Regions from separate parts of the Homo sapiens genome. Here region 2 is linked to region 1. Evidence: read pairs that join two places in POLR2A ChIA-PET (ENCODE). Cell type or tissue: endothelial cell of umbilical vein. All regions are shown on one strand. Each heading gives the region's core, and the rest is flanking DNA. Links, peaks and the distances in the headings are about the cores only.

Region 1 (5,412 bases), core at 245-5,244:
AAAGTGAGGGTCTTTTTTTTCTTTCTTTTTCCTCTTTTTATTTTACATCTGACAGAACAAAGTAAACATTCAGATACTTGATAATTTAATTCAAAGATAGCCTTAATCCTGTATTGTTGCATGTTTCTTCTATTTCTAACTCTAGTAATACAACTAATCATGAAATACAGAATTTACAAGGCATGTTATGCCTCTAGCATATTGGGAGTAACACAGAATGCATTTGCTTGAAAGGACTGTTTTTTCTAGAAATTGGTCTGATTCCGCAGCCTTGAAAAACCCCAAATTAACATATCTGTTCATTTTAAAATATATAAAATAATGTTTGCCTTTAAATAAGGTATACTACAGTTTTCATGAAGTCATAATTTTAAAAAAATATGAGTAATATAAGAATTCGTACTTACAAATGAATAACACTTTAATTTGTATAAAACTCTGAAAAAGAGCAGAAGTGTTATCATTTTAGGCACCAGCTGATTTTTTTTTCAGATAAACAATTAATTATACTATTCACCATAGTAAAATTGTTAATGATTTCAAGAGGCAAATTTAAGTAAAAATGACTTAAGCAAATAAATAGCAAAAGCATGGATGCTTAAATGTTCTGTGAAAAGATAAAGCATCTATTCATTGCTTATAGGGTGTTTTTCTTTAACCAGTCCCATCAATTTCTTCTGATTGAACATACGATTCTTTTAAAAAATTACTATATTTATTTCAATTATATTTATAAGTAGCCATGGAAGTTAAAAATAAGTTGATTGCAATACTCATATCTAATATGTCAAACAATTTCATATATATAACAAGTAATTTGGTGGTTAAGTGCATTTACCACTTTTTCCTTTGATATCAACTGTTCTACCCATTCCTCTATTTTTATATATACACTCTAAAAATTATCTACAATTCATTATAAAAGAAAATTACTATCCTTGGTCTGTTTGGACAACTACTTTTTAATTTTCACTTTGTCAATTACCTCCAAAAATAGAATGTTTGGCATTGGCAATTCGGCACTGTCTGTACGCGTGTTTTTTCTTTAACAAATCTTTAGAAAATCTCAAATTTGTTGATTACTCATTCCCTACCTCTCCTAACTATATAAGTTAACTTTTGTAATATCAAGTAAACCTTTTAGATTATAGAAAAAAATTGACCTGTGTCAAATATGGCTTGATAAGTTAGTATTTTTTCCTTTTTTTTTTTTTTTTTTTTTTGAGATGGAGTCTCGCCCTGTTGCCCAGGCTGGAGTGCAATGGCATGATCTCGGTTCACTGCAACCTTCACCTCCTGGGTTCAAGTGATTCTCCTGCCTCAGCCTCCTGAATAGCTGGGGTTACAGGCACATGCCATCATGCCTGGCTAATTTTTTTGTATCTTTAGTAGAGATGGGTTTTCACCATGTTGGCCAGGCTGCTCTCGAACTCCTGACCTCGTGATCCACCTGCCTCTGCATCCCAAAGTGCTGGGATTACAGGCATGAGCCACCATGCCAGGTGTCCATTTTTTAAATTAGAAAAATGTAATAGAGGAATTAAACCCCTTTTAGGTAAAGTATAGGAGTATAGGTTCCTTTACTTCATTCATTGATTCAATTTGTTACATACATATGTAACAAATAACATATATGACATTGTGCTAAAATAAAGATGAAGATTTTCAATTATTTGAATGCAGGCTATCTGTCCAAATGAACTTTAAATCTCCAACTTCTAGAGTATTACAGGGAAAGAGAAAAACATTACAGAGAAAAAAATGGAGGAAAATAGAAGGAAATAAAAAGGGATGCAGCATTGCAGAGAAGAGAGAAAGGCAAAAATGCTGGTAAGCAAAGATGTGGTTGTTGTATCGTGATTAGAAGCATGGAATATGGTTAAAAGAAACCTGATCTGGAATGCAGCCTCTCATATTAAAAAACTACGTGATGTTTTTATCTCAGTGTCTCATTTTCTCATGTGTATGAGTAATAACAGAATGTGCTTCATTGAAGACTTCAGGGATTAAATAGATTATCAAGCCAAAGTGCTTAAAATAGTGTTTGAAAAAGAAAAAAACACATAGCAATTGCTAATATTTGGCAGAATATATCACAGGAATCATGAATCATAGGAATCATGAATCATTCTAAATCTATGCTGATAGCATGAATAAATACATCAAGACCAAGCCAGTGAAATATGGCAATGATGTCACATTAAGTGAGCTTATTGTTATAAATGCCAGATAATTTCACCTAAAATATGCAGATCAAATAATGTTCTCTAACATGGGAAGCAACCAGGCAAATATAGGAAAAGAAACAATAACTGACCAAAGATATCAAGAAGGAAACACATAGAGTCTTCATGGACAATAAGAAAAGCAGAATTAGAAAGGACTAAGAAAACACCCTGAAAATTTACTCTTCCTTCTTTTCTTCTGTCCTTTTTCTTTCTTTCTTTTTAAATATAGCCATCCTTTAATAAAATCTTGTTTCCTATTTGGTCAACTGAATTTTAAAATGACTTGAAATTTGAAATGGTCGAAGCTTAAAAAGGTAAGAGAGAATAATGGAAAGAAAAGTTTATGAGGAAATGACAGAAATGTTTCAAGTTGTTTTACTTTGCAAAGAGTAATCTATAAGCAGTGACCAAGACAACCTCAACTCTCCCCTCAAATTGACTAAACATTACATCAGTTTCTTTCTGACTATATTCACTTAATCTCCCCTTAAGAGGATTACTTTACAAACTTGCAATTTTAAATTATTTCTCTTCCCTTTTAAGATATAAATTTTCTATCAGTATCTAGTCAATGTTACAACTCAGCAAAGTCTTTACCAAATAATTTGGAAGCCATCGTTTTGAAATGCAGTGATCAAGAAAGACAAAATCCCCAACTCCCAGTCTCTGTGAGAGGATAGGATAACTTTAACAAACACATATTATCCAACTACATTGACCAATCTCCCTGCTAACATTCTCCAGTACTTTTTCACTTACTCACCCCAGTGCTCAAGAAATGCCTGTCTTTTGTTTTAGAGGGAGTTCAGTTCAATCTCTCCTCTATTGTAGTAGTTTTAAATAAAGTCTCCCTTGCATGTTAAACTTGAACAGTGCAATTTTTCTTTGCATTATTAGCATTATTGATTTTCCTGGATAGCAAAGTGTTTGTTTAGTTTCTAAGTCACATACATACTCACACAAATATACTAACTAACACACAAATACATACACACCAGAGAGAGAGAGAGAGATGAAAGAAAGAAGAAAAGAAGGAAGGAAGGAGGGAGGGAGGGAGGAAAGGAAGGAAGCAAGGGAGGGAGGGAGGGAGGGAGGGAAAAGAAAAAGAAAGAAAGAAAGGAAAGAAAGAAAGAAAGAAAGAAAGCAAGAAAGAAAGAAAGAAAGAAAGAAAGAAAGAAAGAAAGAAAGAAAGAAAGGAAGGAAGAAAGAGAAAGAAAGAAAGAAAAGAAAGAAAGAAAGAAAATTGAAAGAAGGAAGAAGGAAGGAAAGAAAGAGAAAGGAAAGGAAGAAGGAAGGGATTAAACAAAGGAGGGAGGAAGGAAAGAAAGGAGAGAGAAGCGAAAGAGAGAAGGAAAGAAAAATAAAAGACCTCAAGCACAAATTAAAACACAGCATTAGGAGATATACCTAATGCTAAATGATGAGTTAATGGGTGCAGCACACCAACATGGCACATGTATACATATGTAACAAACCTGCATGTTGTGCACATGTACCCTAAAACTTAAAGTATAATAATAATAAAATTAAAAAAATAAAAAAAATAAAACAAGAATTCAGTTACATTTTTAAAAAAGATTCTCTTGTGTAATAAAAGACTGAAACAGGTAATCTGTGTGCTTTTTAAAGTTTCTAGGCCTGGTGAATATGTATCCTTGGGAATATTCATAAGGAAGCAAAAATTATTTTGTCTTAGATGGTTTATACCATGTGTCTTTTATTTTATGCTGAATTATTTAATGAAAATTCTCAACACTTTCAAATTCCTAATCCTAACAGAGCACGCTAATGGGGCACTGAGTATGTAAAGTACCAGAATTTAACTACTCTAAATATGGAGGAAACCTAGAATTCCTATTAGTATAATAATATGCAACTGCCAGATAATAATAATAGCTGCTGAGGACCCATTTGCAGTATTCTTTCTATAGTAAGTGCTTTAAATGCATTTTTTAAAAGGTAATCCTCATGAAAACTTTGGGAAGCCCTGATTATTATTGACATTTTAAAACTTTAAATAAAAGTTTAGAAATGGGCAAAGAGCTAGTAATTTGCAAAGCTGGAATGAAAATCCAGGTGACAGTGATGTACAAGCTCTGAGTTAATATACTGGCTTTGCAATCCTTGTAAGAACCACGAAGAAGCATACTTGAGACTCTTAGGTGCTGGAGGAGTGTGAAAGAATGAGCATTTACAAAATATGAGGTGTTGATTTGAATGCTCTTTTATTCCTACATACCAATGCTTGTTACTCTGGTATCTTCCTGCTTTAAATACCATGCTTGAAAAAACAATTTCTCTTTTATTTACAATAATTTCCTTCATTTATCTGTTTATTTTTTACCCACCTATCATGGTCTCATGCTGTTTTCTGCTTACATATCAGCTGGAAGTCAAATAAAGAATATTACAGCCTTTCATTTGGAATTAACTACTTATAAAAATTGTACGTGATATCTAAGCTTGAATTTCTCAAGATCAGTTGCATCTCTGGGACTGAATCGCTCAGAATCCAGAATGAAAAAACAGATTTTTCTTCTTTACTCAGAAAAATAAAATAAAATTTTCTGCACAGTACAAGTTTCAGAAAACAGAATATTTCGTCTTTAGATAAAGTAAAATTATTGTGCGGATGAGCAATTAGACCTTTTTAAGAACTACCCAGTCTAAATTACGAATGATTAGGCACTGAGGATATTATAATCCAAAATCCCTGATGCAGAGAGACATCAAGCTGTCTCACAGTCTCCAGGCTTCACCCCTCAGTTTTGTTTCCAGCTTTTGTATGCCACTATCCTTGCACAGAGTAGTTTTACATATGTGGTGATAAACTGTGAAAAGAAAATTGGCTGTCCATGGTTTGTGCATTGTCACATTAGAAATAGAATTCTCCCTTTCCATTCTACTTTGAGTAGTACTATATTTACACAAAGAATAATGAACTCCATAATTAGACATGGCAAAAACAAACTCTAATGAGTCTTTGGAGTAAAATGTCTTCTGTGTTCAAAAAAAAAGTATATAAACTGAATTGCTTGAGACCTGTATTACTATCACGGCTTATATAATATGATTGAAATAGTAAGAAGGTTGGTAAAGTCTAAACTAACAAATTGAGTCTGTAGATTATATCTTAAATAAATTAATAAGGATAAAATAAATTTTTACAGTGTTCTAAAAACTG
Region 2 (5,412 bases), core at 208-5,207, 1.7 Mb before region 1:
TGTAAAGATTAAAAACTCTTGTGATATGCAAAATTATAAATTATAGAATACTTGTTAGAAATAGGGACTGGTACCTAAATTTTGATACATACAATTTGGCATATATAACTTTTCTACTATTAAGTATTTTTAGTTTACAAAAAAAGACTACTTTAGAAATTTTTACCTACCCTGAAAGAGTCAAGGAATAATGTTCTTCACTTCCATTATAAGATCAGAGAATAACATCATTTTGTTATTTTTCTATGGCTAATGCTTATTTAGAAGAACAAAATCTTCAGATACATTTTAGAATCATTTTTTAAAATGATAATTTTTAAGATTTATGTGTTATGATGACTGTCAGTTGTATTTTATTTGTAAATATTGAAGTGAAATTACATAAAATATGTTGCAATAGGAAATATATTTTTGACAAAAAAGTAAGTGCAATTAAAATAATATAATAAATAAATTTTTATGGTATTCATTGATTTAAAAAAGGAAAGCAAAACTTTTAAAAATAGAAATGTAATCAAATCTCAATTACCAAAATGCTTTGTGGAAAAAATAACTATTTGAAGCTTACCTTATTTCAGATGTAAAAATTTTGCAGGTTACAAAAGATTTTGTAGGTTGTAAAAATTTAGTAGGTTACTCTATTTAATCCTAACAGTGTACAGCAAATTAAATAGAGTTAGAATCAATTCTATAGATTGAAAAATCTCGATTTTAGAGATGATAAGAACATTGACAATACTCCGGGAGTTGGAATTGTGTAATTCACACACAGTTTTGCCGGAATCACAATCTTAATATTAACTGCTTTACTCTTACTTGGAATTGTAGGAGAAGGAGGGGCAGAGGAGTCACTAAAGGATAGTCTTCAATAGTTGAAACTTACAGATAACTGGGTTTTGAACGCAAATATATATTTTCCCAAAATTAAAAAAAATCTTTTATAACTGTATATATCCCCATTTATAATGTGGTATAGATAGCTAAATAAATATATTTCCTCAATGTTTGGGGATTTTTAGATTCTTTTTTTTTTTTTTTTTTTTGAGACGGAGTCTCACTCTGTCGCCCAGGCTGGAGTGCAGTGGCGCGATCTGGGCTCACTGCAAGCTCTGCCTCCCAGGTTCACGCCATTCTCCTGCCTCAGCCTCCCGAGTAGCTGGGACTACAGGCGCCCGCCACCATGCCCGGCTAATTTTTTGTATTTTTAGTAGAGACAGGGTTTCACTGTGTTAGCCAGGATGGTCTTGGTCTCCTGACCTCGTGATCCGCCCACCTTGGCCTCCCAAAGTGCTGGGATTACAGGCATGAGCCGCGGCCCCCGGCCGATTTTTAGATTCTTGAGTTAATATTTCATACCATCAAATCTCACAGGATATGAGGAATACACATATATTTCTTTTAAAAATATTTTTATTCTTTTATTTCAAACTGTTTGGAGGCCAAAAAAGCAAACAAAACACTTTTAAGAGATTGCTTGAAGTATAGTATAATATATTGATGAGAATATCAATTGGTATAATCTTTTTTGAGAGAAATTTGGCAATAGCCAGCAAAACTATCTATGTATTAATATTTTCATTTTGATCCAACAACTTCAGTTCTAGGAATTTATCTCTAACAATAGTAAAGTGTACATGTATAAGTTTATTTATTAAATTATTTTTATAGATATGAAATTTTGAAAGCAACTTGAATGTTCATATATAGAAAGCTGGTTTAATAAACTATGATGCACATTTAGAATGGGATAATGTGGACCTGTAAAAACAGAATGGGAGTTCTACAGTCAGTATACTGGTATGTAGAAAATAATCTAGGGTTTGCTATCTATATCAAACTCAGGAAGGAAAATAAGAATATACACATATTTTTGCTCATTTGTGCAAAAAGAAACATAAGAAGTATTAACTACATAATATTGAGATTGGCTACTTTCAAGAGATGTGTGAGATCAAGGGGAAAACTATAGAATGGAGGGAGAGGAGTGATACTTCTCTGAGTATATACTTCGTTTATATAATTATGGTAGTGTTTCACATTTGTAGACAAATGATTACATAGAATCAATAGGAGTGGTAGTTGTGGGGGGACGACACAAAATGGTCTAAAATAGAAACAATAGAGCCTACTGTATATCATATGAATAATGTAATCACAATGATGGTGAAAAATAAGCAGAACAAAATAAACATATATAATTAATGTAAGAAACTGTTGAACCTTTAGATTCACTAATACTCCTAAAGACCAAAAAAAAAAAAAAAAAGTATACATTGTTAAACTTTAGCTAATAGGCTTTCTTCTCTTATTTTTTTCACAGTAATATGTGTTAACACATTCAGTAAATAAGTAAACATATAAATACATTATGGATAATGAGAATGAAATTTCTCAATGTCAGAAAGACCATTAGGTTGGATTTAATCTTGTGGTATTTGAAACTGGAAGTATCAGTTTTGGAAAGAGAGAAACACACACACATACACACACATTTAATAATGGAATTGTATCAATAGTAACTTGCTGATTTTTATTATTGTACCATGGTTATACAGAATAATATCTTTTAAAAAGTATATGCAGTCTTGTATATGGGAATATAATTGTTAGTTTAGTCATAGACTTGACTGGGCCATGGGATACTCAGATACCTGGTTAAACATTATTACTGGATTTATCTGTGAGGGCATTTCCAGAAAAGGTTAGAATTTGAATTGGTGGACTGAGTAAAGTATATGGACCTCCACAATATGGGTGGCATCTAGAAATCCATTGCTGGCCCCAACAGAACAAAATCTAATAGGAAGGTTTAATTTCACTCTCGCTCTCCCCTCATCTCTCTCTCTCTCTCTCTCTCTTTCTTTTCTCTCTCTCTCTGTCTAACTGCTTGAGCTGAGACATCAATCAGCCTTCTCTTGTCCTTGCACTGGTACTTAACACCGTTGGCACTTCTGGCCCTCAGGCCTTAGGATTTGGACTGGAATTTATACTGCCAGCTTTTCTGTTTCTCCAGCTCACAGAAGGCAGACTCCATAAGCATGTAAGCCAATTCCTTATAATAAATCTCACTCTATGTATATCCTATTGGCTCTGATTCTCTGAAGAACCCAGATTAATATAAGGAACAAAGGGGCATAATGTGGGCTATTTACTTCAATACCTTCTAAGACATAGGGGAAACTCAAAGGATATGGTGAGTATAGGTCATACATCATGAATCACCTGTGAGTCATGTTGGCTATTGACAATATAAGTTGAATACATGTATACTCACTATTTTAGTCTGTACCTTCTCTTGTGCATTAATTCTGGCTGTGTATTTAAATTGGTTTTTAAAATGATGTAAATCGAGCATCTTAATTTGGTCTCTAAGATTTTCTTTTCCATTAGCTCTTGGTTAGTGGCCTTGCTAGTGTATTTGGAGGCTGTCACCATATCAAGGTAATTGTCTAAGTCGCAATTTGTGCCTAAATGTTCAGACTGAGTGAAAAACATAAAATAAAATATATGGCATATCTAAGTATTTAATAAAAGCAATATGGGTACCACATACGACACTAAATCTTTGTAATAGTTTAAGAATATGAAAAAACAAACATGCAATAATAACCATAATATATCCTAAAGTAGGAGGTAAGCATTCATCTCTGAAGGAAAACGCAATGGTTACCAAACTATTAACAAACTTTTTATTTCTCAGAACTTGTACCTGTAAAGACCAAAACAAACGTTATACTGTTTTGTTTTGTTTTTTATTTTAAGTTCTGGGATACATGTGCAGAACGTGCAGGCTTGTTACATAGGTATACAGATGCAATGGTGGTTTGCTGCACCTATCAACCTGTCATCTAGGTTTTCAGCCCCCCGCATACATTAGGCATTTGTCCTAATGCTCTCCCTCCCCTTGCCCCCTACCTACTGACAGGCCCTTGCGTGTAATGTTCCCCTCCCTGTGTCCATGTGTTCTCGTTGTTTGACTCCCACTTATGAGTGAGAACATGCAGTGTTTGGTTTTCTGTTCTTGTGTTAATTTGCTGAGAAAGATGGCTTCCAGCTTCATCCATGTCCCTGCAAAGGACATGAACTCATTCTTTCTTATGGCTGCATAGTATTCCTTGGTGTACATGTGCCACATTTTCTTTATCCAGTCTATCATTGATGGGCATTTGAGTTGGTTCCAAGTCTTTTCTATTATAAATAGTGCTTCAATAAACATATGTGTGCATGTGTCTTTATAGTAGAAAGATTTATAATCCTTTGGGTATATACCCAGTAATGGGATTGCTGGGTCAAATGGTATTTCTGGTTCTAGATCCTTGAGGAACCACCACACTGTCTTCCACAATGGTTGAACTAATTTACACTCACATCAACAGTGTAAAAGCATTTCTATTTCTCCACATCCTTTCCAGCATCTGTCATTTCCTGACTTTTTAAAGATAGCCATCCTAAGTGGTATGAGATGGTATCTCACTGTGGTTTTGATTTGCATTTCTCTAATGACCAGTGATGATGAACTTTTTTTCATGTTTGTTGGCCACATAAATGTCTTATTCTGAGACGTGTCTGTTCATATCCTTTGCCCACTTTTTGATGGGGCTGTTTTTTTCTAGTAAATTTCTTTTCTTTTCTTTTTTTTTTTTTGAGACGGAGTCTTGCTCTGTTGCCCAGGCTGGAGTGCAGTGGCGCAATCTCGGCTCACTGCAAGCTCTGCCTCCTGGGTTCACGCCATTCTCCTGCCTCAGCCTCCCGAGTAGCTGGGACTACAGGCGCCCGCCACCAGGCCTGGCTAATTTTTTTGTATTTTTAGTAGAGACGGGGTTTCACCGTGTTAGCCAGGATGTCTCGATCTCCTGACCTCGTGATCCGCCTGCCTCGGCCTCCCAAAGTGCTGGGATTACAGGCTTGAGCCACTGTGCCCGGCCTGGTAAATTTATTTAAGTTCCTTGTAGATTATGGCTATTAGCCCTTTGTCAGATGGGTAGTTTGCAAACATTTTCTCCTATTCTGTAGGTTGTCTGTTCACTCTGATGATAGTTTCTTTTGCTGTGCAGAAGCTCTTTAGTTTGATTAGATCCCATTTGTCAATGTTGGCTTTTGTTGCAATTGCTTTTGGTGTTTTAGTCATGAAGTCTTTGCCCATGCCTATGTCCTGAATGGTATTGCCTAGGTTTTCTTCTAGGGTTTTTATGGTTTTGGGTTTTACATTTAAGTCTTTAATCCATCTTGAGTTAATTTTTGTATAAGGTGTAAGGTAGGGTTCCAGTTTCAGATTTGGCATATGGATAGCCAGTTTTCCCTGCATCATTTATTAAATAGGGAATCCTTTCCCTATTGCTTGCTTTTGTCCATTAAACTGCTTTAAGCAAGAAATGAAATTATTGACTCATGTAATAAGGAAGTTCAGGGCTA

What was found. Peaks named below come from ENCODE experiments on the same cell type or tissue, not always from the same donor. Only the 100,000 strongest peaks of a DNase experiment are listed, where the experiment ranks them.
Region 2: POLR2A ChIA-PET joins it to region 1 with 5 read pairs; 2 of 35 experiments call an interaction of 5 or more read pairs at or near these places.

The regions. Positions count from the first base shown.
Region 1 is chr11:24,572,224-24,577,635 of GRCh38, reverse strand. All of the region lies in intron 1 of LUZP2 (leucine zipper protein 2), which reads right to left. Among named protein-coding and RNA genes, the nearest start is that of LUZP2, 78 kb to the right of the region's middle. In endothelial cell of umbilical vein, for the core only: no CTCF peak of the experiment used is centred there; a DNase peak (open chromatin) is centred at 2,125; H3K27ac peaks cover 1,721 bases.
Region 2 is chr11:26,232,449-26,237,860 of GRCh38, reverse strand. It overlaps a transcript of ANO3 not described here. Among named protein-coding and RNA genes, the nearest start is that of ANO3-AS1, 53 kb to the left of the region's middle. In endothelial cell of umbilical vein, for the core only: no CTCF peak of the experiment used is centred there; a DNase peak (open chromatin) is centred at 3,210; H3K27ac peaks cover 764 bases.